Regions from separate parts of the Homo sapiens genome. Here regions 2, 3, 4, 5 and 6 are each linked to region 1. Evidence: chromatin loops called from intact Hi-C (ENCODE). Cell type or tissue: HCT116. All regions are shown on one strand. Links, peaks and the distances in the headings refer to the core of each region. The heading gives the core; the rest is flanking DNA.

Region 1 (5,108 bases), core at 598-4,597:
GTAGCAATCAGGTTAGTTTTATGAACTTTGTGAAGGGAGAGAGGAAGGGGAGACAGAACTAACATTTGTTCGAAAGCTAAGCATAAAGAAGGAGAGCTTATCAAGACACAGTCAGGACTTTCCAAATAAGAAACTTGAAAAAAAAAAAAGTAAAGAATCTTAGCATACATTTTACCATAGCCTTGAATAATGGCCCTCCATTAGAAATGCATAATCTACCTACACCAGGGTTTCTTAACCTCGGCACTACTGACATGTTGAAACATGATTTTGTTGTTGTTGTTGTGAGAGGCTGTTATGGGCATTGTAGAATGCTGACCAGCACTTCTGGCCTCTACTGACTGGATGCCAATAGCAGTTTGATATGGTAACCAAAAATGCCTCCAGATGTTGTTCAATGTCCCCTGGAAGTAAATTTTTTCGTAGTTGAGAACCACTCAAACATGTAGTTGTGATATTCTACCTAGGTAGGGTAAAAGGTTTCCATGACTTTAGTTAGTATTAGTAGAATGATATGAATTCCTGCATTTTTGGAAAAATGAGAATTTTTCTTTCTTTCCTGATTTGAATTCATATTTATCTTTTAATTCATTAATTGATGGATTGATTTTTAGTAGCATGGTTAGTGGTATAAGATAAGAAGGTTTGTTTTCAGGGTATTAAATACTGAAGCCTAAAACAAACAGGAATGCTAAGATACTGACTTACTGAGAAATTTCAGAAATGATTCAAAAGAGATTTCTACTATAAGAAGAATGAAAGTTTTTCATATAAAAAGATAGGGCTCAGATGGACATATCAAAAAAAAATCAAAGGTGAAATGTTGATTTTATCAGCTTTCTTAAAAGATTACTATCATGGCATGTCAGAGTCAGAAATATCATTTAAGATCCTCTTATTCAATTCTTTCATTTTAAAAAGAAGCAGGGGTAGGCCGGGTGTGGTGGCTCACGCCTGTAATCCCAGCACTTTGGGAGGCCGAGGCAGGCGGATCACGAGGTCAGGAAATCAAGACCATCCTGGCTAACATAGTGAAACCCCGTCTCTACTAAAAATACAAATAATTAGCTGGACGTGGTGGCGGACACCTGTAGTCCCAGCTACTCGGGAGGCTGAGGCAGGAGAATGGCATGAACCCGGGAGGCAGAGCTTGCAGTGAGCCGAGATCACGCCACTGCATTCCAGCTGGGGCAACAGAGCGAGACTCCATCTCAAAAAAAAAAAAAGAAGCAGGGGTATAGGAAACCCAGATAGGAATGGGAGGCAGATCTGATCCTCATTTTCACTAAACACAGTTTCTCTGGTGAATGCATGAAATTAAGAAGTTAGTTGTCCTAAAGAGCCTTCAATTCCTACTTATAGAATCAAGGATTCCTTTTTTCTCTTCCCATTAACCATTTGGTTGGTTTCTCTTTCGCCAACTAAGTTTTGTTTTCTGTAGAGGAGAGGCTATCTTTATGTCCTTTCACTACCTAGCACAGTAAGTTCAGTGTTAAGAAAACAATATTCTATGCATCTTAAGAATTATAAATTCCAAGCACTGTAGATTGATATAGAGATGGTTGCTAAGTGCCCAATGGTACTTGTGCTTTCCCAATATAGGGGAAAGTATTGTTAGACACTATCATTTTATTTGATTGGGTTTTCCATCTTCCCAGATGGGCATGCTTCAACGTGGACAGGGCCCTTTTCTCTCTTGCTCAATCTTGGTTCCCCAGGGCCTCACATGGTAATTGGCAAAGAGGAGGTCTTTAATAAATTTATTTGTTGAATGATGAAATAAAGCAGTAGATTTGCCAGGGTAGACACAGTGGAAATTTTCAAAATGAGTTCACATGGAACATAGATACTTGACAACCATTTGCCAAACAGGGTATCTAGCATAATGTCTAGAAGTGGCAGACTCCACCAGTCAGACTTGGATGAGAAAGCCAGTTCTGTTTGCTGGCAGCTTTACGACTCTAGTCAAGTTTTTTAACTCCCCTAAATCTCAACTTCTGCATCTGTAAAATGGACACAATAGTAGTATTTATCTATCAGGATTGTTATGAAAATTAAATGAAGCAATGTAGATATATTGATTAGAGTAATGCTTGACACTTGGTAAGCAGTCGACAATTGTAAGCTGGGAGGGAAGGATGCCCCTCTCCAATCTCATCTGGCTATTCTTGCCTATGGAGAAAGTTTTATGGGCACAAACCCAGGTTTCTGGAAGGACTGTTACGCTGTCAGTATCAGGAGATACACCAGGCAAGTCTCTCATCACTTCAAACATCTGGGCTGTAAGTGCCCTCTGCTTCCCTCCCTCCCCGCCCTAGGTGCTCCAGGGGCAGGACATGGGCCCTAGGCCAGGCTCGCCATCTTTATCCATGTGACTCACTCTGTAACTGGACCCAGAGCCTCACCCACAGGACAGCCATCCTAGATTCACAGACACGGTGAAAAACAGCTCTTTGAAATTCAGCCTGAGTCCTGCAATTCAGCAGTGGTTTCCAGAGAAGCCCTGCATGAGGAGCGTTATAGAGTGTTCAGTAACTCCGGTAAACTGCACTTCATTTTCCACTTGGCCATTTTTGTCCTTTGTGTAAGGAACCTCTAGAGAGAGCACCAGGAGTGAGGTAACAAGCCCCAGCCCTTTTATTATTATTAAAGGAAATGTCGGCCTGAGGATCCTATCCTTTATCGAGATGAATAAATAAAATATACGTAACAACTAGCTAAGGGGTGAAATATTTAAGTGAAGAAAATGGAACAAACTATATATTTAAATACCGCAGAGAGACACTGAGGAAATGCTGACTGTATCATAATCTACCCCCCACACCCTCAGCCACTGCCATTCACTTCATGCCAAATTGTATCATGTATGTACTTCTGAATGTTTCCTCCTATGGTGTGACTTTGGGGTTGCATATAGAGTTTTTTTTCAGTCATTCCAGACAGCGTAATTAGAAGATGGTGAAGACTCGGGGTGTTGTATGGAGGTGAAGCTGAAGCTGAGCCGTCTAGAGTCTGGAGCGCCCCCTTGAGGAAGAGGAAGGAAAGGAAGGTAGCACAACATAGCTGAGGCCTGCAGGAGGTGGGGAGTGAAGGAAGAGGATGGGAAAAGGTGGCCTCGGAGAATGCCTATGTTCTGATGACCACTGCAGTGTGGATCTGCGTAGATTATTTTTAAAAAGTTATCTTTTCTTTTTCCCTCGAGCATGAAAACATTTTATGTCTCTGGGACCACTTGTGGGCAAGAATTAGGAAGGTGACAATTTTGAAACTTAAACAGGCCTTAAACATTAGAAGAAAGTACTCATTCATTCACTCATTCACTTATTTGTTCTTTGAATAAACAGTGTGTTTCTCTTATGTTCCAGACAAGAAAAAAAAATTCAGATATACATCTCAGTTGTGTCAAAGCTCTTATTGAAAATTCTGGAGATAACAATTTTGGAAACATTCTAGCAAGCCAGAGATGGTATATTAAAAATAACTGAGCTTTTACTGCAAATGAAGCACATACGAAATATCAAAATGCTTCTTTGTTATTTTATTTTAGTGAATATTAGGAAAATATTCTATCTACACTCTACATTTTGTTGTAACTGCTTTATCTTATAACAGAATGATAAAAATAAATGCAAGACTTTTTTAGAGAAAATTATCTATCACCCACTCATAACTGGGTGATAGGTGATTTATTTTAGTTCGTACTGTTGATTGGCTGTTTATGATAATTGCTTTTTGATTGGTTTGTGCAAATTGGAACTCGAAATTCCAAGGTGAGATTTATAACACTAGGAAGATTTTTATTAAGCCCTGAACAAAAAAAAATATGTTTATAATGTGAATTTTAATTGCATTCCACTGGAAAAAAACAAGTTCATATTTCACAATTAAATGAAAATCACTTAGGATTAAGAAATTCCTATTGCTGAAATATTCTAAGTTCCTTAAAAAGGTAAGCATTACTGGCTTGTTCTAGCACTACTGACTCTAATAATCAAAATCACATATAAATTCCAAAATAATAATACTGATAGCTTACATTTATTGATCACTTAGGATGTGCCAACTTCTGTGCCAAGCACAGGTCTGCTAGTTATTTAATACTCACCACAGCCATATGAGACAAGTATCATTATTTTCACTTTACAAATGAGCTGCTGTGGCACAGAGATGTTGAGTAATTTGTCCAAAGTCACACAGCTGGTAAAGAGTAGAGTTTGGATTTTCCGGGTCTGTCTGGTTCCTTAGCTTACTAGATTAACTAAGCTGGATGTCATTATATAGAAATTACTTTCTTTCACATTGTCAACTGACATTTGCATTAAAGAAAGATAAATATTCTTACTATAATTCTTGTTTGAATTCAGAACATGAAGGAGAAAATGGAGAGGAGAGTGGAGCCTGTCTCTTGGTGAAAATTATAAATGCCATCTCAATGGGACATGCCCTTTGATAGTTACTCTATTCTGCATCATGGCCTCCCACTCGGCTCTAAGAACTTTTAAGCTTGAAGAACAGCACATCCTAACCATAGTGAGCATTTAAGAAAACTCCCTAAAGTATGCATTATAAGGGGAAAATCCCAAGTGAATCTAAATAAAATAAAATGGGAAAGAATAAAATGAAACACACACACACACATACACACAGACACACACACACACACACACACACACACACACACACACAGAAGTTCAGCTCTATTCTTCCATTCTGCTCAACTCACTTTTTTCCCACCATCCCCCACTTTTTTCCCACTATCACCATTTGGGACACTTTCAACTTTCTCATGGTTTGAGCACAGATTTAGCTTTTTTGAGAAAACCATATTTGTCTTAGGCTAGAATATCTTTCATAAACATCCCCTGCCTATTTATTGAGGAGAGCTTCTGTTCCTTCTCACATTTTCTCCCTCCAAATTCTCTATTGTGATAGCAACCATAGCCTCCAAACTTTAATAATTAACATTTAGTAATAGGAATGTAGGCAAATTTATTCTCTGTTTCTCTTATCCCAAAGTGAAATTGCTTTTTCTTTAAGATCTCGAGGGAACACTAGGTAATGTGGCTGTCTTTTCTGCATCTCATTCCTGAAAAATTCCAGTGATGGAG
Region 2 (5,108 bases), core at 609-4,608, 770 kb before region 1:
TGACTTTCATCCTAAGAGAATGGTGGCAGCTGGATTCTCCCATTCTCAGCTTTTTAGCAGCCCTGGCCCTATGCACAGAAGTTTCCATCAAACAGCAACCATTGCCCAGTTTGCTGCAGTGGTCCTTAATCTGAAGTGTGCACAGAAATGAAGAACCTGTTCAAAATGCAGATTATTGGATCCCCTCCACCCCCTCACCACAGATTCTGATGCAGTAAGTGGTGGTTGGAGCCCAGGAACTTCATTTTAACGAGCACCCAGATGACTCTGTTGCAGATAATATATCAAGTCACTGAGAAATGCTGTGGCAAATGAATTCACTTCAACCAGATGTGGGTTCATATCTGGGGTCCACCACGATCTGGCACAGGTCACTTCCCTCCCTGGGCCTCAGGCCCCTCATCTGTACCCAGAGGGGGGCCTGGACCTCTGACTCCCACACAGAGGTTCGAGTGTCCATGATTGTTTTGTTCCCAGTGAGACACAGGCGTCAGGTGGTGGAGAGATGGGAGAGTGCAAATGTGTCACACCAGCAACCTGCCTCATTGGCCAGCTGCCTGAGCAGCTTCTCTGGAGACTGTTGCCTGTCCTACCAGCTAGCTGCTCATGACTTTTGGCAGCTGGGCACAGAAGCAGCCATGCTATGCTCCTTGGCAATGTCCTCCAACACATTTTGTCTCTCTTCAGTGCCGTCCTCCCATCCCAATTTTTTTTTTTTATACTTTAAGTTCTGGGATACGTGTGCAGAACATGCAGGTTTGTTACATAGGTATATGTGTGCCATGGTGGTTTGCTGCACCCATCAACCTGTCATCTCGTTATAAGCCCCAGATGCATTGGGTATTTGTCCTAATGCTATGCCTCCCCTTGCCCCCAGCCCCCAACAGGCCCTGGTCTGTGATGTTCCCCTCTCTGTGTCCATGTGTTCTCATTGTTCAACTCCCACTTATGAGCGAGAACATGCGGTGTTTGGTTTTCTGTTCCTGTGTTACTGTGCTGAGAATGATGGTTTCCAGCTTCATCCATGTCCCTGCAAAGGACATGAACTCATTCTTTTTTATGGCTGCATAGTATTCCATGGTGTACATGTGCCACATTTTCTTTATCCAGTCGATCACTGATGGGCATTTGGGTTGGCCCCAAGTCTGCTATTATGAATAGTGCTACAATAAGCACACACGTGCATGTGTCTTTATAGCAGAATGATTTATAGTCCTTTGGGTATATACCCAGTAATGGATTGCTGAGTCAAATGGTATTTCCAGTTCTAGATCCTTGAGGAATCGCCACACTATCTTCCACAATGGTTGAACTAATTTACACTCCCACCAACAGTGTACAAGCATTCCCATTTTCCACATCCTCTCCAGCATCTGTTGTTTCCTGACTTTTTAGTGATCGCTATTCTAACTGGCATGAGATGGTATCTCATTGTGGTTTTGATTTGCATTTCTCTAATGACCAGTGATGATGAGCTTTTTTTCATATGCTTCTTGGCCACATAAATGTCTTCTTTTGAGAAGCATCTGTTCATATCCTTTACCTGCTTTTTGATGGGGTTATTTTTTTCTTGTAAATTTTTTTAATAAACTTTTTATTTTGGAATAATTTTAAATTTACGTAAAAGTTGCAAAGATACTGCAGACAAGTCTATTCCCTAAATGTTAACATCTTACAGTACATTTGTCGAAACTAAGAAACCAACATTGATACATTCCTCTGAACTAAATTCCAGACATTTAGATCTCACCAGTTTTTTTCACTAATTTCCTTTTTCTGTTCGGGGTCCAATCCTGGAGACCACAGTACATTTTGTTACCAAGTCTCCTTAGTCTCTTTTGGTCTGTGGCTCTTTCTGAGTCCTTTCTTGACCCCCATGACCTTGACAGTCTTGAGTGGTAGCAGACAGATATCGTGAAGAATTTCATTCGGTCTGGTTTGTCTGCTATTTGTCCTCATGGTTAGACTGGGGTTATGGGTTTTGGTGAAGAATACCATAGAGGTGAAATGCCCTCATCACATATCAACGTGCTGTCAACATGACTTATCACTGGTGACATTAACCTTGACCACTTAGATAAGTAGTGCTTTCATCAGTTTTCTCCACTTTGAACTTTTTCTTTTTAAAATGAGTTCCAAGGGAATAAAGCTTTGGCCTTTGCCACTAAGAGTTACCTGGATAAACTGGAAGAGGTAGGAGTGGGCATCTCAAGGTGGCTTTGTCACTCTTGGGCATGAGTAGGATATAGTGGTCTGGAATCATCCCTAACCTTGCTGGGTTCTGCACCCCTCATTCCAGGTGAAGTGGGGTCTGCTAACGTTGGTGTGGGTGTGTGAATCACCAGGAGGGCTGTTTAAGAAATAGTTGCTGATTGGGTGGGCTTCCCACAGAGCCCAGGCCGCTGTAGTTTTAATGAGCTCCCGGGTGACTCCGATGTACATCAGCCTTTGAGAACCATTGAGCTACAGCTCGGATTTTTCTTGCAACTGAACATATCCACCCGAGTTTCATTCTGGTATTTATATCTGCCAGCAGGTGGAACCAGAGGCCTATGACATTAAATCTGCTGAAGAAAACTAGGACAAATTCCAGTCAACAAAGCATTCCGCATCGTAAGCAGAATTAGGGTTATTTTGAAACAGATGGGCGCTACAGAGGCTGCTGCATTGAATATTATGGAGTTGTTTATTGTCTAGATGGCCCGAAACCCAGGAGTTATTTGCCAGCATCTAGCAGTTTCTATGTCATATCAGAATTCTTCCAGAGCAGAGGAGACTGACAAGGCACTGGGAGAGATATAGATACAGATATGGATATGAATGTAGATAGTTTAACCAGTTCTAATCCTGAATTTCCTCCTGCTATTGTGCATGCTGCCTCGTGTTAGTGAGTGCTTTGCAGGAATGATCCGGAGCCTCCTAAATATGCTAACTCCAAATCAGAGGAGATAAACAGACATAATCTATGGTAATAAGACAATCAATCCTGGATGCAGTAATACTCAAAATGATCTATGTTAGGCCTAATCAGGTGGTACTGGTTACTGGCTCACATTTTCACTCAAACCCCCCACTTGTACTTGCCCCCAATCCTCCTCTTTGCTTCTGCCCCTCCTCCCCCTCCCCCACCCCAACCCCCAGGAGAGCATCAGAAGGGCGGAAGTGAGATAAAAGGCCCATCTAGCTCTCATTCTGACTGTGCCTGATGCCTGGTTCAGAGTGCACACTGCTGTCTAAGGACACTCAGAACTTGGTTTGACTTGGGGGTTTCTCTGGCCTAGCACTGAGTGAATGTACAAGACCAGGGCTTATAAATTGAGTATTCCATGAGTTCTAGGAATCTGCAAAAGTCTCCAGCACCAGTGGTTCCTTTCAGGAGAATATTTCTAATTCCTTAGCCTACGACCCCAGGGCGTTAGCTGTTGCTGTTCTGCCTGGTCCGCCTAGGCTCAGAGAGGTCACGAAGGCTGTCATGGACTCAATATTTGTGTTCCCTCAAAATCCATACGTTGAAGTCCAAACCCTCAATGTGATGGCATGTGGAGGTGGGGCCTTTGGGAGGTAATTAGGTTTACATGAGGACATGAGGGTGGAGCCCCCGTGATGGCATTGGTAAACTTATCAGGGAATGAAGAGGCCAGAGCTTGCACTCTCTGCCAATGTGAGGTCACAGTGAGAAGGCAGCCATCTATAATCCAGGAAGAGGGACCCCACTATAACCTGATCATATTAGTACCTGGAACTTCTAGCCTCCAGAACCGTGAGAAATAAATTTCTGTTGTTTAAGCCACCGGGTCCATGGTAGTATTTTGTTAAGGTGGCCTAAACTGACTAAGACAGCATCTTTGAAGTTGGCAGCTTGGCAACTGGTAGTTCAGCAGGTGCTGGCTGTCACAGCTGCTGGGCAGACCCCCAGTGATCAGAGCGGTGAACAGATGTGCTTTCTGGTGGAGAAGAAAGCACATCTTTCTTGGGACTCTGTCCTAAGTGGTGGCTTCATAATTGCCGGAGACAGCAGCTCCCTCCCTCCAAGGGACACAATGCCAGCTGCATGGCTCACCCTCCTATACGAGCAGGGACAGTTCCTCCATTCACAAATAACAAGATCCCCCACACCATTGCGTTTTGCCCAGGCTCTCAAATCTTCTGTTCAGCTAAAGGTATAAAGAAGCATTTTTGATAATATTTAGACCTGTTTTATTTTTTTCTCACTCCCTTCCACTTGAGTTTCAAACCAGAGAGATGGCCCAATTTCCAGTCCTTCAAACCAAGGATCAAGGGAATGTTTTCATTGACTTTTGAAATCAAAGACCATTTGAAATTAGCCAACATTTCCCTCAGAAACCTCAATCTTCTTAAAACACTCCTTAACCTTTGCACGTGAAAAAAAGTACAAGTAAACATCATCCCAAGCATTCAAGGAATAAGGAAAAAAAAAGACAAGCCAGTGGGAAAAGAACTTTGAAAAGGGACAAAAAGTTGGCAACTTCTGCTGAGAACAACCATCCCCGAGTGGTCAAGTTTAGGTCACCCTGGACAACTACTGCAGATAACCATGTGTCTTGTAAAACAAGGCTGTTGGGCCTGGGAAAAGAAATGGATTGAGGTGGCTGGCCCCTAGGCTAGGTGGCCTGACTGACTAGCAGCAAATAAAGTGAACCACATAACTGGCCCCAGGTCCCACAGCTACCCAATACTTCCGTGCCACATTCCCGCAGAAAACACAGCATGCTTCGAAGGGCTAAATACTAGATGCTGGATTTAGAACAGTGATTCTCAAATCCACGTCGGGGAGCTTGGTGAGAGGCAGATTCTAGGGTTCTAATGGAAGATTCCAGATCAATGTCTGTTGGGGGACCCAGAAATGTGCATTTTTTAACATGCACCTCAAGTGAGCTGGATGCCCACATGCCCCACTTTGAGAAACTCTGATCACAGGAATGCCATAGTGTGTTCTGTGGTTATGTTTGCCTTTGACCATTTGCACTAGCATGGCATTTGGTTTAGTACAAGTAGGTTTCTGGTGACATTTACTATGAGTCAAAGACTGGTAGTTTCCTAGGTTATGCTATGCTCAACCTTGGATGATGTAGATTTTAAAAGATAAA
Region 3 (5,108 bases), core at 690-4,689, 550 kb after region 1:
AGTTTGAAATATCAACATGAACAGGAATTTGGAAGAAGTTGATCTCAACCTTTTGGATGACTTTGAGGCACTGAAGGCCTCAGTGGACTGCAGATGTGGTAAAGTGGAAATTATAACAAGAAAACTAGAATTAGAAAGGGAGCTTGAAGAAGTAACTGAATTGCAGCAATCTCATGATAAAACTTGAACACATGATGAGTTGCTCTTTAGGGATGAACAAAGAAAGTGGTTTCTTGAGATGAAATGCACCCCTGGTAAAGGTGCTATGAACATTGTGGAAATGACAAGAAAGGATTTAGAATATCACATAAGCTTAGTTGATAAAGCAGTGTCAGGGTTTGAGAGAAATGACTTTAATTCTACTGTGGGGAAAATGTTCTCAAACAGCATCATATGGTTTGGCATAGGTAAAGGAGGGAAAAAGAAAAAAAAACAGCATTGCATTCTACAGAGGAATCTTTTGTAAAAGGAAGAGTTAAATTGATGTGGCAAACTTTGCTGTTGTCCTATTTTAAGAAATTGCCACAGCCACCCCAACCTTCAGCAACCACTACCCTGATCAGTCAGCAGCCATCAACACTGAGGAAAGACCTTCTACTGGCAAAAACATAGGACTTGATGCAGGCTCAGATGATCGTTAGCATTTTTAGCAATGAAGTATTTTTTTAATTAAGGTATGTACATTGTTTAGACACAATGTTTACACTTAATAGACTGGATTATAATGTAAAAATAATTTTTCTATGTACTGGAAAACCAAAAAATTATTGAGACTTGCTTTATTGCAATATTCACTATATTGCCATGGTCTGGAATTGAACCCATGATACCTCCAAGGTATGCCTGTAAACAATCCAAAGAAATCTTAGCAATATTGATTTTAATACAGATCCCTGTCATTCCAAAACACATGATAAACAATGAATTACTGCTTGATGCTGCCAAAATGATTGCTGAAAGCCTATGTAGGAATTTTTTTTTTTTTTTTTTTTTTTTTTGGAAAATACTGAAGACGTTTTCCCAGGAAGGACATAAACTAATGCAATAGCACCCCTTTGTGGTGACATAAGGCTATAAAAATCATAACCAAGACCATTAATTTGTAAGGGTCTTTTTTAGAATTTCCTGCAGAATTACATTGAAATGGCCTAAAGACTCATTTAGTAATCCTTTCCTTTCTCTTAGGCAGAACCACACTACTATCATCTCACCAATATGGAAATTTACTGTGGTTTTAAAGGTCTCCAAAGGAAAGATTGCATGACCTCTCCCCGTACAACATTCCAGGGTTCTGCTTTCAGGTCTAATAAAAATAACTTGACACACGAGCATGCACCCATTTCCTCTAGTTAAACCTGCCTCTTTGGTTGAGATGAGAACCAGATGGCTGTTATCCTTTTTATTCCTTGGCATCTATGTACACCAACTGTGAAGGCCAAGGATACAGAACCATAGCAAGATTGTACAAAATGGATTTGGTCAGAGGAAGTAATCATGACCTATCTATAAAACCTTCCAAAGTAGGGCCTGCAAATACCACTTCTGTTTGGAGCAGAAAGTGTTTTAGTGGGCCAGAATGTGCAAAGCACATTTCTTCATTTGAAGAGCTCTTCATCTTCCCCTCATGTAAGGTGAATCGCTGCAACCTGGGTGTACTTCATAACAACCCGACTCTCCTTGGAGGAGGTGTGCTCACACTGCTTTCAAACAACTTGAGTCTTTGGAATGATCGTATCTATTTATTTAACCTTCTTGCCCTTTGCACATCATCTGACTGCTGGACAGAACGGAAATAAAAATTGTTATTTTTCTCTTTTTAAAGTCTAACACAATTACACATTTTCTACTACTGAACTGAATGCTACTTTGAATTTTCTCCATTTCAGCATTTTAAATATTAATAAAATTTTGATTTTTTTGTTATTCACTTTAGCAGTTCCCAGTGGTTTTCAAATTATAGAACAAACTGAGCTCTTCCCAGAACATTCTGGATATTTGTTTTCATAGGGTTGACATTACAATACTGTGTTTCTTTCTTCCTTTTTTTTCTCACTAAATGATTTTTTAAATTGTAATCAAGAAAAATAAGTTGTTGAAAATGTAAGCTGCCAGTTTTATCTCTAGTTAGGGTTTATTTTTGTAACACATAATCAGTTGAAATATATAGAGATTAGCTTTGCCCATTTTTGTCCATACGAATGAGCTTTTAAGGGATGAATTAAACAATGGTGTCTTATTTGTAGTAGGTAGAGACGTGATGTGCAGAAACCTACGTTAAGGCCTTTCATTTTAAAACAATACAGGGTAATAAAAGCCAAATTCACGTGCCATAATGACTTTTGATCTCTTTTGTAAAAAGAAAGAGATAGAGTCATGAAAAATAGTAATAATTAACATCTGCTCTGTATGTTCATGTACCACATGCTTTATGCCTCAGGTAGATAACATACATTGTAAAAGAACAGCCAACTTCATGTTCCTGCCTGAAACCTCACTGTAAATAAAATATGAGTCAGACATTCATTATGTAGTTTTTGGTATTCATACTTGTCCTTAATCATCCTCTATTACGTCTGTAGTTAATGCATATGCAATCAATTTTAAGCCATTAGCAGCAAAAAAAAAAAAAAAAAAAAAAAAAAAAAAAGCAGGGGACACCAATTAGGACACAATTTTTTTCTTTATTTATTCCTGTGTATGTAATTACCTTACATTAATAGTTTGACTTGTCAAGTAATTTCTAGCCCAAATGAATGGAGACATGTTAACTTTGGAGATCCTCTCCCTCCCTCTAGTGGTGATGAACTGCACAGGAAATCTTCAGTATGTGTTTGCTCTATAATACCCAGGAGAGTGCAGCTGACACACACACAGGAAAGGACAGTGCATTGAGAGTAAGAAGAGAGGGGTTCAAGGCCGAGATCTGCCATTACTCTGTGAACTTGAGATTTCACTTGGCCTTTTGTTTCTCAGTTTTCTCATCAGAGATGGGATAATGATTATGATTTGCAGGACTGTTGTGATGGTCACATGAGAAAACATTAGGTCAAATATATTTAGACATCGATAAAACATAATTAGATTTCTTCTTTTTCTAAGAGAAAATACAAGAAACATAATATACTCAATCCACTGATCTGATCCTCTAATGGAAAATCTGAGGCAGCCCCCATGGCCTCAGTCTCCTGGTACGCAGAGTATATAGAGTAGACAAATCTAGAGAGAGTCTTATTGATGTTGTGTTCAAACATCAGTCCCAGTGATGAAACCAACTGATGTCATCTGCTGTGTGACTCTTGGAGAAGGTCATCACATGTAGTTTTCTTGCTAAGCATGGTGAACTCAAATCTAATCACAAGAGAACAATCAGACAAAGGGACATTCTGGAAAAAAAGCAAAATCGTTCTGGACTCTGAAAATGTCACTTATCTTGAAAGACTAATGAGGTTGGGAAGTATTTGTGATTCAGGAGATTTGGAGAAACAAAGAAAGAAACTGAAAACTATATGTAATGTCGTATCCTTGATTGGATCCCAGACTGGGGAGGGGTATAATATTGGGGCCCTTGTAGAGATTTGAGGATTCCCTTTATATTAGATGATAGTAGGTAGTAGTGAATTATTATAAATTACCTGACTGCTTTTTTGAGTTTGATTGTTTAGAAGAATACACTCGGTCTTAGGATAGTCATGTTCAAATATTCAGAAATGAAGTGACATTATTTTAAAAAACTGTATGTGTTTAAAAGCACACACATTATACTAGTCTTCCAACCGTGCATCTGTAAAGCATCTCTATTAAGGTATCTCTATTAAGTAGTTTCAAAAGGAAAATATGAAACAAATGATTGCTCTTAGGTATTCTATCCATTGAAGATTCATTTGGGTTAAGAATGCCCTCTTTTGTAATGCTAATTGTTCAGGGAAGGGCTCTCTTCTACAATCCCCCTGTCATCTGAGGCTTAAGTGAGATGATCTCAGGGAATCAGAATTTAAATTAAAAGGAGACAGCTCCTTAGCAAATTTCTGTTGACTTGACTTTCTACGTGAATCAGCTTCCTCAAAATGGGAGTAATAATGATCATGCTTATGGTTCCTAATTCTCCCAGAGCATTACCACATGCTCTTCATCCCCTAATCATTTTTCTACAATTTTTCCCACCTCAACATTTGTTAATCCTATAATGCTAAACTGCTTGCATTTCTCTGACAAATTGTATGACTTCAGACTTCTCACTCCTTTGTAAACTGTCTTATGTCTGACTGTAAAGGCCTCCCACCCACTCTTATTAAATATATATGATATTTATATTTATATATTCACACACACGTATTTGGCTTCTTTATCAGGCTGAAATTTCTTTGAACACAGGAGTTTGTCATATCAACCATCTTCAAACTCAAGCATCTAGCAGAATATCTGGTGTTTAGCAGTACACAACAAGAATTTGTTGGCTGAATACAGGAAGGCAACTTATAAATTCTGAAGTCTGAGGACTAAGCTCTGATTTTTTTAGCTTGCACAAATTCCTATCTAACGGGTCTGGAGAGTCATGCCCTACAAACCATAAATTCTCATCAGAATGGTTTTATTTAACCCTATATACCGTGACTTACTTTCCAATCTGACCCTGGCATAACATTACATGACAAAGAAGAAAGTCAAAATATTTTACCCCAAAACATGTTTCTTTGCTGTATTTTGAAATGGTCCTGCAAAGCTGTCCTCTGTGTGTGTGTTGGGGGGGTGGGGGGGCATGGAGGGGGGGGAATATGTATCTGTAAAGAATCTCTATTAAGGTAGCTAGATCTTTTTCTTTCAGGCCCTCCCAATCCTGAAAAGATTAAGAATCTAGTACTTTTTAAAGGTCCAAATAAGAAACATTTGTCATCTATTGTCTCTAAGGGCAGCCACTTTAAGACTTCAAAAGAACCTTGGTCTCCACAATCTTTTATCTTAACCTGAATATTTCCTTTCTATTGATCTCAAGTGTTTAAACAAACTCAACCAATTATCAATCAAAAAATGTTGAAATTTACCTGTAGCCTGGAACCATCCCCCCAACCCCGCCCAAGCTTTGAGTTGTCTCGCGTTTCTGAACCAAACCA
Region 4 (5,108 bases), core at 641-4,640, 100 kb after region 1:
AATATAAGACATTCTAGTATAGTGGAATCTGATAGTATACAAAGCTCAATTCAGGAAGAACAGATAAGATGTGCTTGTGCCAGTCTATTCCATCCCTCCTGCAGCATTGCTACTTAACTTCTCCAGGCCCAGCGAATTCCTAGCTTGATCATAGAATTCCATTGGTAGCTTTGCATGGTTTTCAACAGTTGTCTAGGCTGCTTATTTTCCCTCACTTTCCAAATTCATCTGATCTGAGCATATATGGCTTATGCATTATAGTTTACATACTATGGTTTATGACTAAGGATGTAACGATTTTTGACTTTGTTTTATTGCACTTGAGCTATATCAAATTAAACTGGCCTTCTTGTTAATTTATCATTGGTAAAATATTTCATATGCATTTTTTTGTTAATCCTGTACTTCAAACCTACGAATAGCTTGCTTAATTGTATTTTATGAACTGAACTGCAATGACCTCATACTTTGGCTTTACCTTTGTAATAAATTGACATTAGTAAAAAAATGTTAGTAAGTAATGTGGAATATTGCTAATATCATTGGGCTTGACATTTGCTTGGAAGGAAAACTAGGAGACACATCTTTTGAAAGACAAATCCATATACAATACATTCTGTAATATTTTTCTCATACCTCCATAAATTTCCCCTTGTGGATTTTAGTCTTCTCTGTCTGATATCAGCCAACACGCTGTCTTGATGTAAGACTGTGTAGCATGGAAGAAAATGAACTTCGGCATCAAAAGGACGTGGTTTTGATTGTAGGTTCTGTCCAAACTTTTGATAAGTTATTTAACTTCTTCAAACTTCAGCTGCCTTACCTGTGAGGTGGAGATTTGATATTTACATTTTAAGGCTGTTTTAATGTCAAATGAAATAATATTTGTCTAACAACAAGGAAGGTACACAGAATCAGTAGTAGCACTAGCCCTACTATTCTATTGAAGAATCTATAGAATCATGACAAATGATCTTGATGGATCTTTTCACCATTTATGGGCCTTAAAACTTTAATGCATTCATTCATTCAATAATAATTTATTGAACAACTAACTTGGAAACATAACTACAGAAGATGAGAAGATGAGAATCAGTAACTAAGACTGATATGTTCTACTTTCTATCAGTATGACTAGTAAGAAAGGAAAATTTTAATTTTTTATTCATTTTATAAATAGTTGCATAATACTTATTATATACACTGAGCACTGTTCCAAGTACTTCACAAATATTACCTAATTTAAATCTTATAATAACGCTATAGGTAATACATTATACTTATTTACATTCAAGGAATTGACACATAGAAGTTTAGTAACATATCCAAAGCTATATATTGCTAGTAGGTGATGGGAGCAGAAATGCAGGAATGAGCCCTGCTAAACTGGCTTCTGAGTTCATCCTCTTAGCCACTTAACCATGGTGCTTCTCCGGAAGTAATTGAATAGGATTAATTCTAATTGTAATAAGTGATATAAAGGAGATACACAGAATGCTGTAAAATGAGAATAACAATATCTGCCAACAAATGACTTTTTGAGAGCTCATTGTGTTCCATGCTCTGTGGAGTCCACGATGCCTTTAATTTCCTTTACTGAGCTCCTCTCACCACTAAAATACATTATGATTTGGAAATTTAACAAATGTTTTTCTAACAGCGATCTGCTAGTTCTTCTGCAAAAAATAAAAAAAGAAAGTGGCCCAAGCAATTACTTTAAAATATTATTATGCAAATGTTACATTAATTTAGAAAAAAACATGGCTGAATTGCATTGCCATTCTTCCAAAGCAAAATCTCATTTGATAAAAACAGTTTCTTTGCAAGTGAATGGTACAACACCTTTAAATACAGTTAACAACAACAAAAAAGTATTCAGGCCTGCTGTGACCATTGCTGACAATGAATGCAGTAGCAAGTCCTTACATCAGCCTGATGAAGTAAATACCAAGAGAGAAATGTTGTTCTAGATTAAATCACAAAAAGAGTAGCCAAGACTGTCCTTTTTATTACCTGTTTGTTTAAGGCTTATCTGGCTGTTGATATGCAACAAATGGCCTCTCGCAGGAACAAAATATATATCTTTGCCAGAAAGTTCTTGATAAAAAAAAAAAAAAAGTGCCTGATTCACTGCTATATGTCCTACTCTTTAAACAGGACCAGACAGATAGTAAGTTCTCAATAACTACCATTAGAATATTGAATTTTGAGTAGATGTCTTTTTGGTTACATCAATACTAGTCAACCAAGGAAGTCTAAATGGGACTGACATAATGTGGGTGAAAGTTACCCATTACATCTAGATTCTAGTCCAGCCTTTACCACCAATTTAGCTTGTGATCTGAGGTGAACGACTTTATCTCCCTATTTCTGTCCTTTCTCAGCTATGAAAGACCTAATACACTTCTAAAAGTGAACAGGCACACATCCCTTTGATAACCTGTTCTCAGTTTTAGCTTGCCAGAAGTTTATAACTTTATTTTTTACTACAATTAATATCTTTTTCTTGTGGTAGTGGGAGGAGAAACATAATGATGTACATGCAAAACCAAATATGCCAAAAGAATGCATGTATTTTCCCTCTGGAAGGAGTGCATGAAAGTTAGGCATGGTGAGTAACCCCGACTGATTAACTCTACCACTGATTAGAACACTGACTCACCATATGACTAACCACACATCAGATATTTATCTTGGGCCAACCCTGGTTGACTCATAATCTATGGTTTAAGATGAAGATCGGAGCTACTTTTGATCTTCTTCTTGCAAGCATTACAAAGAAGATAATACCCTGTGTACTAGCAGAGCCAACTTTACTGCCACAGAGGATGTACCCAACTCCCATTATTCTAATTCACTGGAGAACAGGTTACAGCAATAGCAACAGAGTCTGAAATAATCACTTTCAAATTTGTACTTGGGGCTGGAGAAGCTGATAGAAGTTATACCCCATTGTGTAGCTTTGAAAAAATAAGTATCTGAAAGCATGTGTAGACTTTTAAAAATAATCACATCCCTGTAACATTAGACACAGAAAACCAATATCAAAAATAAACCATGTATTTATCCACTTTATAAACATTTTTCCCTTCTGATTTCTATATGGTTATAGATTGTAATCTTTAAAGGCAGAGATTGAGCACAGTTTGATATGAAGGATATTGATCAGGGACCAACACCTGGGGAAGGGAGGGGTCAGCAGTAAGAGTAGGCAAAGAGAGAAGTCAAACATTGAGGCAAGCCCAACAAAGCCTTGGCCGAGTGTGCAGGGAGTTTTGGAGTGCGTATGGCTTAACAGGCTTGTTCCCCAGGAGTCAGAATGACTGCACTTTAGTACCCGCCAGAGGTCAGTCACTGGATGTGGGCTACTATGGAAAGGACGTGACCTTAGCCAGATCGCTCACTGAGGAGGCACCTAAAGGAGCTGACAGCTAGACCAGGCATGTGGTCAGCAGCAGCAGTAGAGGCAACAGTCCATTTCTGAAGAGGATCTGGGTAACAAAACTCCTTGTCTATCACTCATATCACATAGTGAGTAATTTTTAAAGAGAAAAATGCAGAATATGGCCAAATTTCTATGAGACAAACATAACTGCTTGATAATAAAATTGCTGTTCTATGATTTAATATGATTGTCCAACTGGGATGCTAGCGTAAAGCTTACTTTCTGCAACATACAAATATCTTGAGGCCATGGACTATATCACTGAACTGTATTTTTTTTTCAAAACTATATTAAGAAATCATTCAACACATCTAGTAATTGGCTGGCTCTTGTGATTCAGTTTTTTCAGAATAAAGATATGGTCATATGCCTTGAATGGTCAGAATTTACTATAGAGGGAAAGCTTAATGTGTCTACGTAATGTAACTATATATACATGTGTAAATATATAAATATATAAATATTTATATATAAATATATAAATATATAAATATATAAATATTTAAATATATAGATATATATGCATGTATGTGAATATATATACAAATTGTGAGCTCTCACTCACAAATTATGAGCTGTAAGTCACAAAGGATGCATGATGGTTAATTTTATGTGTCAATTTGACTGAACCATGGGCTGCTCAGATATTTGGTCAAACATTATTCTGTATGTGTGAGGATTTTTGGATGAAATCAACATTTGAATCAGTCAGTACACTGAGTAAAACGGATTGCTCTCCCCAGTGTGGGTGGCCCTCCTCCAATCAGTTGAAGGCTTGAATACAACAAAAAGCCTGCCCCCTCCCACAAATAAGAAGAAACTTTTCCTGCCTGACTGCATGAGCTGGGACATCAGTCTTTACTCATCTTTAGACTCAAACCAAAATGTTGGCTGTCCTAGTCTCCAGCCTCTGCCAACTTTTGGATTTTAGACTGGAATTATACAATCATCTCTCCCGCGTCTCCAATAGATTTTGGGAGTCTCAGCCTCCATAATCTTATAAGCTCATTCCTTATAATAAATATTTTTGAGAGGATATGTCAATAAATATCACAATCAAAATACATAAATTCACCACCTGCACTTCTCTATTTAATTCTTTTTTTATTATTATTATACTTTAAGTTTTAGGGTACATGTGCACAACGTGCAGGTTAGTTACATATGTATACATGTGCCATGTTGGTGTGCTGCACCCATTAACTCATCATTTAACATTAGGTATATCTGCTAATGCTATCCCTCCCCTCTCCCCCTACCCCACAACAGGCCCTGGAGTGTGATGTTCCCCTTCTTGTGTCCACGTGTTCTCATTGTTCAGTTCCCACCTATGAGTGAGAACATGCGGTGTTTGGTTTTTTGTCCTTGCAATAGTTTGCTGAGAATGATGGTTTCCAGTTTCATCCATGTCCCTACAAAGGACATGAACTCATAATTTTTTTATGGCTGCATAGTATTCCATGGTGTATATGTGCCACATTTTCTTAATCCAGTCTATCATTGTTGGACATTTGGCTTGTTTCCAAGTCTTTGCTATTGTGAATATTGCCGCAATAAACATACGTGTGCATGTGTCTTTATAGCAGCATGATTTATAATCCTTTCGGTATATACCCAGTAATGGGATGGCTGGGTCAAATGGTATTTCTAGTTCTAGATCCCT
Region 5 (5,108 bases), core at 447-4,446, 400 kb before region 1:
TTGTATGGTAGTTCTATTTTTAGTTTTTTGAGGAAACTCCATACTGTTTTCCATAATGGCTGCACCAGTTGCCTTCCCACCAAAAGTGTACAAGAGTTCCTTCTTCTCCACATCCTTGCCAACAATTATTAATTCTTGTTTTTTTTTTAAAAAAAAATAGCCACCAGACTTCAGCCTTGAAAGCATGTGCATACATGGCCCACAGTAGTCAGCACATTCCATCCCACTGGCTAGGAGGATGGATTTGTTACGGGCACGGTAACCAAAGTCATACCTATCAGGATGAATACGATTCAATTTTGGGACTTTTGTTTGAGCTTTTCCACTGGGTCTTAAGCCTCAGAGGAGGTGGGGCTAAATCTTCTGTTGCCATTTTACCTTTACTTTGGCTTTATCAAAATGGTTGAAAGGCTAAGCCCAGAGATAGAAGAAAAGGTAATAAGATTTGGCCTACAGCCCCCAATCCTGCCATGTTCATTTCGGCACTAACCATGGGATTTTTACTTATGGGGCAAATATATATTTTTCTCCAAACAAAGAGCTCCGATTGAATTCTAATTGATAATCAGAGAAATCAGAGAAGCATAAAGTACTATGGAATAATTGCTCTACTAATCTGAGCACAAAATTTCTATAACTTAATTTAAAAATTGTGTGTGTGTGTGTGTGTGTGTGTGTGTGTGTGGTGCGATGTCTACCAGCTGCCCACCATCCTTTGTCTTAGGGTCTAATTCATTTAGAAAACTCAAGACAGGTGAAATGAAATAGTATATTAGCTATTCCCTAAAACAGCAAGTAAAATCTTTGACTTGTGGCTTTGAAAACTGTATATCATTTCTATTGTACCCAAGTTGGCAGCTCTAAACCCATTGGGTAAGAACTTTCTACTTTTCTTATTGAATACCATCAGCCTTAATGCAGATTATTAGTAAGGCAGATTATTTTGAGTTCTTGTGATATCTCAAATTATGAAATTTGAAACTGTGATATTTCAGATTATGTTCCTATATGTTTGGGCTACTGTTGGATATCCAATGAATGCAGTTTATTTAAAAATCCCAATAAAACTGAACCAAAAAGCTCAAAACATAGTTACTTTACAAATGTTCTCTTAAGGATGACTGATTGATTGATGTGTTGACACGAGAGGGTCAAGACAGCTGCACTGCTGGGTATACCAGTGGGCATGAGGGGCATGTGGACCAGTGAGTTATTTTTTGTTTCAAAATTTTAATGTGAAGGAAAAGGAGGAGGAACAGCAGTATATCTAGAGAATTGTCTAGAAGTAAAAAGCAGACTTGAAAGAAGAAGAGTTTAAAAGTACCAGGACAAAAGTCAAGAATTTATCATCAGTCTTGCTCCTGAATATCCACTGGGAACATACTGCTATTTTATTAGTGAAAACTTTTTTTTGGTCTGGTCATAGATAGGAGCAAGAGAAATCATTTGAAAGTCCAGGCCTTAGCAACTGTGACAAATTTACAAAGAGAAAAAAGGCAAAAAGATATTATAAGGACAGACATTTAGAATATACATCCAATGGATTCAATCGAAACTGAGTGCTTTCATCCTGAAGGCAGTCACAGCAAACACAATTGGAAAGCATCACAAATACCTTCAGCAAATGTCTAAAAATAAATCCAAGATTTTAGACTTTAGATCCATGTAGATCAAGAAGATCCAGTCTGAATGTGGTGGTGCACGCCTGTAATCCTAGCACTTTGGGAGGCCGAGGTGGGTGTATTGCTTGAGGCTAGGAGTTTGAGACCAGCCTGGCCAACATGGCAAAACCCCATCTCTACTAAAAATACAAAAATTAGCTGGACGCGGTGGTGCATGCCTGTAATCCCAGCTACTCGGGAGGCTGAGGCATGAGAATCGCTTTAATCCGGGAGCAGAGGTGGCAGTGAGCCGAGTTCATGCTACTGCACTCCAGTTGGGCAACAGAGTGACAATCTGTCTGTCTCAAAAAAAGGAAAAAAAAAAAAAAAAAGAAGATCCCAGAGACAAGGACAGACTGAGTTTCAGAGGAGGACTGGCCAAACACCCAGCAAGCGTTGGAGACCTGGGCCCAGGAAGACCTGTGTTTCTTTTCCCTTCTAAGGAAAAGAACTTCAGTGAAGAAAAAAAAAAAAGTCATGAATCCAGTTAATCCAAAATTAAAGTATCAAGAGTGACTCAACACTGAGCCAGTAAATAACCAACCTAGAATTTTTCCAATTGCATACATATAACAGGAGTTAAATGACTCACGTCTCAAAAGAGGAAAGCATAAAGCGGGGGTCACTGTGGAAATGATTCCTCTACCTGTCAGACCCTAGGCTTGGTCAACGGAAGGTAGACAGCTCAAGAATATCCACTGTGAAGAAACTGCCAACACAAACAGTCTGACAAAGTCTGGCAATGAGCAATAAGAGGGAATTTGGATAGGTGGGTGGAGTAATTGGGAGTTGGCAATAGGCAAATAGCAGAGGTACAGAGAAGCAGAGGGTCTCAGATGGATAGGATTCAGGACTCCAGAACTGAGAGCTCTGGCTCAAACAAAGCAAGAACACTTTGTCTAAAAAATCCTGGAGTAATTCGGAGTAAGATACTAAGAATAAAAGTCAAATATGAGACAATTGGATAAATATGTGATGGCTAGATCTCAGGCACAAGGCAACATGTTTGTCTGGCCAGGCAGGGATCTTTTGAGCCTTGATTTTGTGCTCTTTTGAACCTAGGGTGAAGTTCAGTCTGCTGTGAGAAGCTGTGAAATCCCACATCTGAAGATCAGATGGACATGCGGGCAGGGAAGACAGTGAAGCTCATCCCTATCTTTATTCCTCAAAATTCTGTCCTTGGTCTTTCTCTCCTAACTCTCCCTGGTTTCAGCTTCCTCATGGCCTCAGTATATACTGAGACGTTTTCCAGCTCTCTTTCTATATGTATATAAAACTACCTATTAAAACCTGTCCTCAGAAGTTCCTGGGATGTGGGCTGTTTGCGGCAGCCACAGCACAGGATGTAATTATGTGACCTCAGGTCATCTAGGAAGCTATCTTCAGGACTATCTTGTAGGAGATTAATGATTCATGTGATCTTATCATTCATCCATTCAAAGCACATTTACTTAATGGAACCAATGAAATCTCTACTTTCATGGAATTCACAGTCTATAACTACAGTTCTTAGTCCTAAATCCCAGAGACATTTCAGATTCAGTGTGTTCTGAAGTCACATCATATCAATGAGAAAACACAATTTGTTGTGTAGTATGGTGTGTCTGACATATTGCAGGTTTCAATGGCTTTTCATTAAACAAAAAACTTGTTGATTTCAGGAAATAGCTTAGTAAATAACAGTTTCCATGATCTAGTCACCTGACTTGATTGAATTAAACTGCTCTATTCTAACACCTTCTAAACAGTCCACAAATTGGTAATGTACAAGTAAAAAAAAACTTTAAGTGCACAATTTTACATTTATTACAGCTCTATGTTCCTTATGTAGAATGTAAATAACTAAAAATAATAAAATTTTACTACCCAGAGATAATCACTTCTAATCACTTATAATTATCTGGCATATAGGTTTCCAGATTCTCATACATATATGCTGACGCTCAGTAACTGTTTCATGTTTTGCTTTTTATATATTATATCATAAATTACCTTTTCATATTAGATATGTTTCTATAGTATAATTTTGCTGGCTACCTACAATCCCATCTTACAGATGTGCTGTAATTTATAATCTCATATTGCTTGAATATAGCTTGTCACTAGTATTTTCACTGTTACAAATAATGCTATGGTAAACATCTTATAATTATATCTTTGTGACTACTTATGACTATTTCCTCCAGGACAAATTCTTAGGAGAACATATAGGTTAAAGGATATGCAAAAATTTCAACATTTTTGCTTTTTATGTTGTCAAATTTAACTCCAGCACAATTTTTCCCCAAAATTACAATCAGGAATCAATTCCTTATGATGTCATGAACCTGACGATACGAGTTCTTCTGATAAATGATGCAACTAGTTATTAAATCTTCTATTTCCCTTCCATTGCATGAACCCTGCCTTTAACAAATAAAGTACACAATTTCATATTCAGATCTAACACCTGAAATTCTAGTGGTTAGGTCCTATTAGTTCATTTGTAATCGCATATTAGATGAAACTATTGCTGAAAATTTATTTAAATGTATCAAGTGGCCTGAGTTCTGATGTTAGGTTAATCTCATGTTGGTTGGACCTTTGGATTGTAGTGGAACATGGAGGACTTTTGAGCTCCAAGGAGCTTTAAGAAGTGCATGTTTTCATAGTAGTTCTGGTACAAGAAGCTTTGTTTTCTTAGGCATCTGGAGAGACAGCAGATGACATGGGTGGCTACTCCCTCTCCTTCTATTGTTTTTCTTGAACGCTGTTGAAGCCAGAATTTTGTGAAACTTCAGAATGTGGGTTATGGGACCTCTTTTCTTGCTTTTAATTTTAAATTCCTTTTGACACATCTTTAAACTGTCTTCCTAACTTCTCAAAGATGACTATGTTCAAAGATCTTTGATTTCTTCCAGTATTCTCTCAGAAATGTCAGAAGTATTCTATCCTGGAAAGAGCACACTGTCTGGTGGGGAAGGGTGGTAGATTAAAGATGTTTATTAATACTTGGCTGCTCCTCCTTCAAGAGGTACATTCCTACTACCTTGTCCCAGTCTTGGATGGCTTTGTGACCTGCTTTGTTCAATAAAAGTGAAGGTGGTGGTGCTATCCAAGTTCTAGGCTTAGCCCTTAAGAAGCCTGGCAACTCCCACTTTTTTTCTCTTGTGCAGCTGCTGTGCTGTAAGAAGCCCAAGCCCAACCACTGAGTGATTAACCAGCATGTGGAGAGAGGCCTTAGACGATGAGATGTCATCACTGATGTTTTGCTCTCAGCATCTGAATGCAGCTGCATGAGTGACCTCAACTACTACAACACTTAGCAGAAGAATGGCCCTGCTGAACCTGGTTGGCCCATAAATACATGAAAACTTTTTAAAAATGCTATTGTTTTAAGCTAGTAAGTTTTGAGATGGTTTGTTACACAGTAATACATAACTAAAACAAAGATAGACAAATAAATGT
Region 6 (5,108 bases), core at 386-4,385, 440 kb before region 1:
AACAAGGGATGGCAAACCTGAGTACAAACCAGCCATTTACCTTTACCAGGCATCAAATATTCCTTTGCCCTTTTGCCTGGCACAATATCCAAATAAGTAGTTGTATTAGAGTTCTTCAGAGAAACAGAATCAGTAGGATGTTGTGTGTGTGTGTGTGTGTGTGTGTGTATTTATTGTAAGGAATTGGCTCATGATTATGGAGAATGCCAAATCCCAAGATCTGTAAGTTGGCAAGCAGCTGGAGATCCAGAAGAGACAATGGTGTGATTCCAGTCTGAAGGCTGGCAGGCTTCAGACCCAGAAAGAGCTGATGCTTCACTTTGAGTCAAAAGGCAGGAAGTAACCAATGTCCCAGTTCAAAGGCAATCTGGCAAGAGGAGTTCCCTGGTATTTGGGGGAGTTAATCTTTTGTTCTATTCAAGTCTTCGATGGATTGGATGAGCCCCATACATGTTAGGGAGGGCACACTGCTTTAGATGTTAAAGTCATCCCAAGACACCCTCACTGATATGCTGAGGATAATGTTAGACCAGATATCTAGGTATGTCATGGCCCAGTCAAGTTGGCACGTAAAATGAACTATCACAGTAGTTTTAGTTTACACCAAGCATAAAAGAAAATCCCAGTTTCCCAGAGGAGCACGAGTACTCATTTATCAGGATACCTGTGTTTTTCCTCTGGCTCTCTCAGCTCAGGGTATTCCAACTACGCTTTCCTTCATGCCTCCACTCCCAGTTATTTGCCCAGAGACATAAAGCTGAGCTTTACTACAGTCAGTTACTTGGGACAGCTGTCTACTACTCTGGGAAGTAGTAGCTATCTACTACTCAGGCAAATAGGATTATCTCCCATCTTGAGAGTACCCAATAGTGGGAAGGCTGCCATGAAGGAACATCAGGCATTCTTGCTGTTGCTCTGATTTGTCTTAAACAGAAATGCTGCACTCAGTCAGTGCTGACTATGATCTGTCTTGTTGGTTTAGCTAGTGGGGCATTAAGGAGCATGTGGGAGAGAGGGTTTTGGTGGATTGCAAAAGTGGCCACAATTTTTTATGCCTGGATTTGACTCTGAAACTCCTCTTATCAATAGGTGGAAGTGATTTCCCCACTTCTTGAATCTAGGCTGACTCTGTAACTTGCTTTGGCAATGGAATGCGGTGGAAATGGCAGTGTGCTAGTTTTGAACATAGATTCCAAGAGGCCTTGCACCTACCTTTCTTGCTCCCTTTTGGAACACTGCTCAGATAATTTATGAACAAGCCCTGGCTAACCTATGGAGGATGAAAGATTTTGTGGAATAAAGACTAGCCATTGTAGCTGATACTCTTCTAGACCAGCCTACCTCAACTGGCTTAGCAGCCAACCACAGACCTATTTACAAATCCAGCTAAAACCAGAAGAACTGTCCAGAGGATCAGAGATCACAGTTCTATAACCAACCTGAAGAACTGTGAGCTAAATAAATGGCTACCATTTTAAGCAACTATGTTTTGTAGTGGTTTCTTATATAGTAAAAGCTAACTGATAAGGAATGCCTGGAGTGGCATTCCTTATATAGGTTCCCTGAGCATTTTTATGGTTCCCAGCTTTGGAGTAAAGAATTAATAGAGTATTTCTTCTGGCAGAATCAATAGGTTTCTTCCCCCTAGAATTTTTTCTGATGTAGCCTAGCTCCTAAATTCTCCTGACTGGCATATGTATAGACTTAGGTTGTTTGATAGGATTTTCAAATTTTGGCATAGAATCCTGGATGACATAAGTCCGTGGGCTTTGAATATCTGTTTCAGTAGCTCTTCCATGAACCCTGACTTCTCTCTTTTCCTTGTTCAAGGAAACGCAGGTTCTAACTGGCCAACTGGTCGAGCAGTTAATAACTACTCTCATTTCCTACTGCATTCATAATTTACTGTTGAACTTCCTTGACCTCAATGGCGTCACAGATTTGAAGAATTACAGAGCTGTTTAGTGGAAGTGAAAGAACAATTTCACAGGAGATTCATAGATTTTGATGACTATGAATCATATCTTAAGAATTTGTGGCTACCTTTGAAGCACAAAACCACGGGATGTGTCTGAGTTACTCAGGATCAATGTTATTTCTGTGGTTCAGTTTCCCAAAGATCTGACTGAGCTGAAAATGGACCATGCTCACCAAGACCACTGGTAAAAACTTTGGGTATATTAACCAGAATTATTTTTAAATTTCTGGCCACACTGCCAAAATCTTGCTGAACTTTGGGTTTTCTTGACTTTGTGGAAGTGTTTCTTTCATGGAACTGCTGGGATCAAAACTGCATCTGTCTTAGGGATGCAGATTGTGGCTGGGAAATGAGATGTGTCTTAACTTAAAGAATGTCTGAGCTTCTTCAGAGTAGCTCAGTTTAAAATGTTTTCTTATTGACTGATTGAGATGTGCAAGCGGCTGCCACCTGACTTGTAAAAATGGATTTTCAAGTGTATTTGTTTTTTAGATAGCTTCATACTGAGTGAAGGAATACATAGCCTGGAATTTCCTCTAATTATAAGCCTAATCCAGTTAGTGCACAAATCTGGCAGATATTTTAGTGTAATACAAATTAATGTTTTCGTTTGCTTCACCTGATTTGTTTAGTTGAAACTTAAATGTGTTTTAAATGTGAATTTTTAGTAACTATGTATCAATTGCAACGATCAACAATTTTTTGGAGAAATCTGGTAGCTTTACTCTCCTATAACCTTGCATGTTTTTGAAATATTTTCTACTATGATTGCAAAATGATACTACTCTTCAACTGACAAATCACCTTCATCCTTTATCAAAAACATCTTCCTCTAAGAAGCCTAGTTTCAGTTTGGCAGAAGAGAGAGGCTATACGTTTTTAAGGGGTGACAATATGCTTTTAGCTCAGCCAAGCCTGGTTTATTAGACCTTCAATTAAAATAATGAGTTCAATGGCTATTTAGTTTATTAGTGTTTGTAGTAGTAGTGATGGTAGTAGTGGTAGTAGTACTACTAATTACATTTATTGGGCACTGGGTAAGACTAAGTAAAATTAGCTAGGTCATCTCATTTAATCCTCATAGCAATTCTGTGAGGCAGGCATTATTATTATCCCCATTCTAAGATGAGGAAACTGAGGCACAGTGAAGTCAGATGACTTCTCCAGGTGGTAAATCTAGAAAACAGAACAGTTCAGGCCCAAACAGTGTCATTTGACTCAAAACTCACAGTTGTCCCAAAATACTATACCAGCATACTGTCTCTTACCTAAATAGATTGTCTCGCTGTAATAAAACATGAATGGCTAGTGGCAACTCTTTTTGAGCAGGCAAAATGGATGCTTAAAACTTAATGTCAGTCATTCTAACTCTGGTTTAAGCACCATTGTAGGTGGGGTCCTGGAACAGGTTATGAAGAATGGTTATGAAGAATGATGTCAAGTCTGCCATCTCTACTGGATCATGCTCTGAAAGATCTTTTAGAGTTTAGACCCATTCATGGCAAAATGGAATACCCTAGAAGTAGGGGAGAGAGGCAAAAAGAAAGGGAGAGAGACTGAGAGAAAGGGAAAGGAAAAGAGAGAGAGCATGCTCCATCTTTACCACTATCAAGGAATCATTGACCATCCTACATCTCTCCAGGTCCTTCTCAGTGACCCAGGACATCTCAGTACAACGTAGTATTTCAGTCTCACTGCCTGAAATATTAAAGGTCAAAACACATTTTAAGGTGTTATCTCTTTCCTGTCTCATTCTAATCAATTTTGTACATAGCTGGTTTCATTTGAACTCAATCATTGTGATTTGCCCCTTATGGGCAGCTACAATTAATCAAGTGCATGTTAGTCAACATAGTTTGTGTACACCACATAATGAAAATCCCATGAAATTTAGGCATTTTGAATGTTTTAAGAGCAAGCCTCAGTGAGACTTCCCTTGCAGAACCGACTTCCCAGCTGGAGGGAGATGCATGGCCCATGCCTTTCCCAAACAAATGTGTTTGTGACATTTCCCTGTGTAAACGCTGACTTTGTTGGGGGGAAATCTGTGGTGCCTGGAGAGATGGGAGAAATAGATTTCGGAAATGCTAATCTAGGGGAGCAATCCGCAGTATTGCAGCCTGCTGGGGCTGTGTTCTGCATGCTCCCCACAGCTGCCTCTGAGCGAACTTATTGACAAAGGCGAAGGAAGCTTACAGTGCACCAGGATGACTCACTCCACGTTTACTGGGTGGTTCACACGGCTGCCTGCTTGCCGGAACAGGAAGGCCCTTATTGTGCTCAATTGTTTTCCTGAATGCCTTTCTCAACAACAGCAAAAGGAAACATTACTTTTTGGCTTCCAGCCATCCTGGCCACTTGGTACTTCCAGTGCTTAGAATGCAAAAGTTGGGCTCAGCCAAGACATGCAGAGGCACAAGGCTGCAGTTATTTCTGTCTGTGTTTCAGATTAACCACTGCCTTTTGCAGTAAACAATCCAGGGTGATTTAAGACAACGGGAACTCCCTTTACTAGCAACAGCCCCGACCCGAGTTTGACCGTTTGTTTTATGGACTTGTTTCATGTACAGTAACCCCATGGGGGGCCTTGACACCACCACCCACTGAGTTGCCTGAATAAAATAGAAAAGGCCCTGCCTGTCAGTTACCTCCTTCTTGAATCTGATTGTTCCAGAGATACTGTGAGGGAGGGGAAAGTGCAGCCTGGAGAAAAAGGGAAGGAGGAAACCAGAAAGTTAACAGCAAAGGGAATAGAGTCAGAGTGCTGGGGGCTCCCCAGCCTCTGGATGTAATCACAGGCACAGTAAGGGCTAATGGTGGTGGTTTTACCCTTCCATGCTCTTGCATTTGATGTCTTTCCTGTGCTCAGTGACAAGTCTGAATCTGTCTTCCCCTCTGGACACCTTGGCCTGGTCCTTTACTGGTTCTTCAGCTGCTGCTGCCCTGGAAAGGCTGTTATTTTTTAGCTCAAGGGGCCAAAGTTATGCTGCAGTTTGTGGCCAGAAAATGGGGATGGGAGATGAAGTGGCAAAACAGAGTATCAGCAGAGTAAACAGACAACCTACCAAATGGAGGAAGATATTCACAAACTATGCATCTGACAAAGGCGAAATATGCAGAATCTATAGGG

Evidence for each region. Peaks named below come from ENCODE experiments on the same cell type or tissue, not always from the same donor. Only the 100,000 strongest peaks of a DNase experiment are listed, where the experiment ranks them.
Region 2: a loop joins it to region 1, with 5 times the contacts of the local background. A loop is called at or near these places in 13 of 110 quality-filtered maps.
Region 3: a loop joins it to region 1, with 11 times the contacts of the local background. A loop is called at or near these places in 6 of 110 quality-filtered maps.
Region 4: a loop joins it to region 1, with 4 times the contacts of the local background. A loop is called at or near these places in 3 of 110 quality-filtered maps.
Region 5: a loop joins it to region 1, with 2.1 times the contacts of the local background. A loop is called at or near these places in 3 of 110 quality-filtered maps.
Region 6: it touches region 1 in a loop (3-fold over the local background); 3 of 110 quality-filtered maps call a loop at or near these places.

The regions. Positions count from the first base shown.
Region 1 is chr2:226,214,025-226,219,132 of GRCh38, reverse strand. No RefSeq gene overlaps it. Among named protein-coding and RNA genes, the nearest start is that of MIR5702, 440 kb to the left of the region's middle. In HCT116, for the core only: a CTCF peak has its summit at 3,009 (motif pointing left); a DNase peak (open chromatin) is centred at 3,002; H3K27ac peaks cover 4,000 bases.
Region 2 is chr2:226,982,950-226,988,057 of GRCh38, reverse strand. The region is part of intron 8 of RHBDD1 (rhomboid domain containing 1); the gene reads right to left. It also overlaps a transcript of COL4A4 not described here. Among named protein-coding and RNA genes, the nearest start is that of RHBDD1, 150 kb to the right of the region's middle. In HCT116, for the core only: a CTCF peak has its summit at 2,537 (motif pointing right); a DNase peak (open chromatin) is centred at 2,537; H3K27ac peaks cover 2,435 bases.
Region 3 is chr2:225,666,496-225,671,603 of GRCh38, reverse strand. The region is part of intron 7 of NYAP2 (neuronal tyrosine-phosphorylated phosphoinositide-3-kinase adaptor 2); the gene reads right to left. Among named protein-coding and RNA genes, the nearest start is that of NYAP2, 270 kb to the right of the region's middle. RefSeq lists a silencer at 2,852-2,901. In HCT116, for the core only: CTCF peaks have their summits at 1,065 and 2,790 (motif pointing left); DNase peaks (open chromatin) are centred at 1,063 and 2,763; H3K27ac peaks cover 2,748 bases.
Region 4 is chr2:226,112,854-226,117,961 of GRCh38, reverse strand. No RefSeq gene overlaps it. Among named protein-coding and RNA genes, the nearest start is that of MIR5702, 540 kb to the left of the region's middle. RefSeq lists enhancers at 1,324-2,150, 2,535-2,829. In HCT116, for the core only: no CTCF peak of the experiment used is centred there; DNase peaks (open chromatin) are centred at 2,671 and 3,331; H3K27ac peaks cover 4,000 bases.
Region 5 is chr2:226,609,316-226,614,423 of GRCh38, reverse strand. No RefSeq gene overlaps it. Among named protein-coding and RNA genes, the nearest start is that of MIR5702, 47 kb to the left of the region's middle. In HCT116, for the core only: no CTCF peak of the experiment used is centred there; DNase peaks (open chromatin) are centred at 2,323, 2,845 and 3,081; H3K27ac peaks cover 4,000 bases.
Region 6 is chr2:226,649,455-226,654,562 of GRCh38, reverse strand. No RefSeq gene overlaps it. Among named protein-coding and RNA genes, the nearest start is that of MIR5702, 6.8 kb to the left of the region's middle. RefSeq lists a silencer at 4,090-4,179 and enhancers at 4,136-4,430, 4,320-4,449, 3,537-4,450, 4,451-5,108. In HCT116, for the core only: no CTCF peak of the experiment used is centred there; DNase peaks (open chromatin) are centred at 1,972 and 4,252; H3K4me3 peaks cover 860 bases; H3K27ac peaks cover 4,000 bases.